2 separate regions of the Homo sapiens genome follow, and region 1 is linked to region 2. The links are chromatin loops, found by intact Hi-C in ENCODE. Cell type or tissue: Caco-2. All regions are shown on one strand. Region 1 overlaps LTBP1 (latent transforming growth factor beta binding protein 1). Region 2 overlaps TTC27 (tetratricopeptide repeat domain 27).

Region 1 (2,500 bases), 230 kb before region 2:
AGCAAAGCTTGCCACCTGCTGCCCACTGGCATAATCGTAAATGTTCAAATTGCATCCTTTTTTTTTTATTTAAACCCTTCTACTAATTGATTGGCATGGATATTTCCATATTGCGTATTTATTCATTTTCACCAGTCTCTGAGAGGAAATGTCAGCCCCTCAAATTTTTAACCAGATGCTATTTCAAACCCTATACATAATCAGCTATAACCAGTGCACCTCTAACCAGAAAGCAAACCCAACTTCCAAATGGTTATATATGTTGTGTACTGTATATAATAAATCCACCAAAATGCAGTTGTGCTCATTATAGTATCCAGACCAGGGAAGAATTCCTTTGAAAATGTGCCAGCTCTGTCCTATGCTTCCAGGCCTGTCATCATTCTAGATGATATGGAATACAAAACCCATTTTCTGATCCTTATAGATTTTAAAATCCAAACATTAATAGCTTAACTCCCTTCAGCTAGTTTATAAATAGTTGATATACATTCACACTACAAAATTTCAAGTAGAAGCCCAGCTAAAACACCTCAAAGATCAGCTTTAAACATTTAAACTTAAATACCTTAATTATATTAATACCGACAAGTGTTTTCATGGGTTCTGAAAATGTTTTCAGTATTCTTTTTCATTTGCACTTATTCTAAAGAAGTCTGAGAAATAAATGCATTTTAGCCTTTTTTTTTTTTTTAGAACAACAATCCTTCAAGTCTCGTCTCTTTCTTCTAACTCTGTAGATTTGCGTATCCATGCCATCATTCCCTCAAAAACAATCCAGAACGCTGCTAAGGAGAAAGTGAAACTTTGAATTAAAGAAGAAAATGCCATCTGAGAGAAAGATGCCCTAACAGCCAGTCACAAACCCAATTAGGACGGTGAATGATGCAAACACGACTCCATCTGCTCTCCTGTCCCCCAGGGAGCCGGGGAGGGGGTTAGGGCTGTGGCCTCTTGAGAGGCTTATATGGCAAACAGTCTCATCACATCACATCGATAACTCCTGAGGCGCTTTGAAATACAACTTTAAAGGCTTCTGCCTGCTGAAACTGTCCATACGCAAAATAGCACCAAAGCTAGTTGAAGTTTTTTCAAGTTTTGTCTGGGAACTACTATAAAGCAGACAATAAAAAATAATTCATTTTCAAGACAGATGGCACCATAATGTTGCACTATTTTCTAGTGTGCATTTTTTCCTAAACACTAGAGGCAGCGTCTCCATACAAAAGAAAGTCCATCCAGCTGCAGCCAGTTAGCTTTCAGATTGCTGTTTCTGTAGAACATCACACACATTAAAAAAAAAAAAAAGTCCCTTTTTTCCCCCACCATAGTCAGCTCAACCCTTTCTTCTAAAACTCTACAGGAGCTATTATTTCATGCATTATTATTGTCAGTGTTTCTGATCTCTTTCCCGCTTGCATCTGATTGTTCACACCTGAGAACACCTAGAAGTGGTTTGTACTTGTAAGGTTAAAGTTTAGTTAGATCTTCCTACATGCTGTCTGCAATTCAGAAGGGTGCCTGGTGCACACAGGTAATGATACAGTAAGTTAATCCTTTAATTAATTAAATCCAGGCCCATTAACACCAGAACTGGGCTTTGACTGAACAGATAAAATATCTGACTTAATATCAACAGAGGGGACAGTATTACATGTTTTGTCCTATGAAAATATAGCTCTCTACTAAAAATGAAAAAAAAAACCACTTACACTAGAAATGATGGAAGAAACATTCCAGTTATCAATTATTCATTGAAACTAAAGACTATTTAGTTTGGCTGCTAGCACACTGCCTGGCACACAGTAAATATTCAACAAATACATGTGAAATTGAAAGTCCCAATCATTTCTTTTGGTTTCTTGTCAAAGACTTCCTAATGGAGCTTGATCAAATCCTTGTTTTTCATGAACATCCTAAATTATTTGAACATAAAGCTGAGCTTGATCAAATCCTTGTTTTTTATGAACATCCTAAATTAATCTGAACATAAAGCTGATATGGATATGTAAGTTTTTTAAAAGAAGTATAGCATTTCCTCACTAGGTATGAAAAGCATTTCTGATTCTGTGAAAGGCAATTACCATTATTTTTATCAAGCAGCATGTTACTACACTACTTCACAAAGCAAATCACAAAAACTTTCCTAGCAACTTTAGACCTTAATAGCTAAATTAAATGAATATAAGTCTGAAACAAAAACTGCTTTATTAATAGTATCAAATACATATGCAATTTTTGTGTCATACTGTTACTTATTTTATATTATTTTAAATAATAACTAATGAGAATGCAGTCCAGCTAGGAAGACATTTAGAGCCTAACAACCTGTTGGTTATTATACATCTGTGTGTGATTACCCAAGGTTCCTTTCCAGTTCACCAATACAGGATAATCAAGATGTAGGACTTCTGTCACCTAAAGGAGGAGGAATATAGGTGAGTGGATCACTCCTAGTGTAGCAAGAAAAACACAGAGAAGATACACGGAAGTTGATATC
Region 2 (2,500 bases):
AGTGTTACGATAGTATTTCTTTGATTAAATGAATCACCCATGAGTACAATTTCCTCTTGGGTAGTCTACAAATTTACCAGCACTATACCCCTTTGCCTCATCAAAAGTGAAAAAAAATTTAAATAGGTGAATGTTTTTACCCACTGTTACATGTAAATTGTTATAAGTAATTAACCTATCAGCAACAAGTCAAAACTATAAATTACTACATATGTAATAAGTGGCTCAAGAGTAGAAAATTGAAGTTTAAGATTTTAGAGGTGGAATGACTCTTGGGGAAACAGGACCCAAGATATAGCCACAGGGATGGGTTGTCACTGAAATAAAGACTAAGGCCTCTGTTATGTCCAAAGTACTGGAGATATTATCTACCTAAACACCAAGTATCAAGATCAGCTAGATCTAGAATGGAGAGGAGGATACATAGTTGCTGAAGTAGGTCATGAACATGGGGAAGGGACTAGGAGCCTGGTAAATAGCAGTAATGAGCACAGGCTTTCTGTCCACTACATTACAGAACTGTTCCATCAAAGGGGCCAATATACAGGTAAGAGGTTTGAAAAGTGTGAAGCAATATAAACATATAAACTATTACAATTATCATTGATCCTCAACTACCTTACTCTGTTGGAAGTGGACAGTAACACCACATTGCTGGCTCACTCACTGTACTGCCCTGCCTGTTAGCTTACTTCCATGTTTCCTCATGGTTCAAAACAGAACTCAAACAGAATTCACCACCATGGTGTCAGCTCTTGATACCTCCCTACTACTTCTGCTGTGAGCACTCGCTTTGTGCCAAACCCTGTGCTAAGCACGTGACCTACCCGATTTCATTAAATTCTCACAATAACCCTAGGAAGCAGGTACTTTATTACCCCTACTTTACAAATAAAAAACCTGAGGCTTAAAGAGGTAAAACAAACTTTCTCATGGTTACACAGCAAGTGAGTCATGAAGCTGGATTCTGATCACCAGTGACCTGTGACTCCTGAGCTTAGATAAGGATGAGGAGATGAAAACAATGAGGCAGATAACACCTCTTACATATATAGCCCTTCCTATGTGCCACATGCTCTGTGAGCACATGTAACCCACCCAGCAACCCTATGAGGATGATGCTATTTTTATGTGCATTGTGCAGATGAACAAACTGGAGCACAGAGGAGCTGAAGAACCTCTCCCAGGTCATACCGAGGGAAAGCAGGCTTCAGGCTTGAATCTGAATTCAGTCTGAGTCCTGGATCCTGTTATCAAGCATTTGCTACATCAATTTACAAAGCACAGCTCCCCTCTCCTCTTTCTTCCTTTCTATTAAGTTCTTTTACATTGGAAAGGTTTCTCTTTTATGAAATATGTATGCTAGTAACTTTTATCATTTCTTTGCTAAATCTCGAATCAACCAGAACCAGAATGGGTTTTGTTTTTGTAATTTTTTTTTAAAATTAGAATTTCCCCCATGTCAGAGCTAATACAAAATTTAAAAAAGAAAATTCTTATTGGGTTCATCGGCCAATCACAAACACTACTAACATTAGAATAAATTTCTTTCTAATCTTTTTATTATATGTAAGTTTTATATTATAATACTATATAAACTGTTTTATCTCCTTTTTCACTGTAACATTATGCTTATTGGGTCCATCGGCCAATCACAAACATTACTAACAGAGTAAATTTCTTTCTAATCTTTTTATTATGTGTAAGTTTTATAATATAATATTATGTAAACTGTTTTATCTTCCTTTTTCACTGTAACATTAGGCTATAGAATTTTTTTCATGTTTTCCACATACCCTTTAAGTATAGTATTTTGATAGATTCAAGATATTCCACTGGACTGATAGACCATAATCTATTTAGCAATTCCCCTGCGCTTAGATCACTAGGCTGTTTCCATGTGCTGCCACCATTATCAGTAGTAGTATAAATAAAACACTTTAGTGCATATCTTTGTGCCTAAAGACTTTTTTATTACTGAACCTTTCCTTAGGTTAGAATTCCAGGAATGGAATTATGGAGTTAAGAGAATAAATATTTTAAGACTCGAGATAAATGAGGTATTCTCTAAAAGAGCTAAATCAAATTAGGTGCCAATGAATAGTACTGTGTATGAAAATGTCATTTAATTGCATATTACCAGCACTGAGTATATAAAATTTTTTAATCTTTGATATTTTATTCTACAAAAGGTATATACAGCTATTATTCTGAACTATGTTTCTTTCATTATTAGTTAAGTTAAACTTTTCCATTTCCTTAAACATTTCCAAATGTTTATTGACTAAATATATTTCCTTTCTAAGAAATTTGCATTTTTTTCTTTTTTTTTTTTTTAATTGAGATGGAGTCTCGCTCTGTCGCCCAGGCTGGAGTGCAGTGGCACAATCTCGGCTCACTGCAACCTCCAATGCCAGAGTTCAAGCGATTCTCATGCCTCAGCCTCCCGAGTAGCTGGGACTACAGATGCATGCCACCACACCTGGCTAATTCTTTGTAT

Evidence for each region. Peaks named below come from ENCODE experiments on the same cell type or tissue, not always from the same donor. Only the 100,000 strongest peaks of a DNase experiment are listed, where the experiment ranks them.
Region 1: it touches region 2 in a loop (7-fold over the local background); 2 of 110 quality-filtered maps call a loop at or near these places.

The regions. Positions count from the first base shown.
Region 1 is chr2:33,032,423-33,034,922 of GRCh38, reverse strand. The region is part of intron 3 of LTBP1 (latent transforming growth factor beta binding protein 1); the gene reads right to left. Among named protein-coding and RNA genes, the nearest start is that of LTBP1, 87 kb to the right of the region's middle. In Caco-2, a CTCF peak has its summit at 1,183; no DNase peak of the experiment used is centred here.
Region 2 is chr2:32,803,848-32,806,347 of GRCh38, reverse strand. The region is part of intron 16 of TTC27 (tetratricopeptide repeat domain 27); the gene reads right to left. Among named protein-coding and RNA genes, the nearest start is that of LINC00486, 20 kb to the left of the region's middle. In Caco-2, no CTCF peak of the experiment used is centred here; a DNase peak (open chromatin) is centred at 1,017.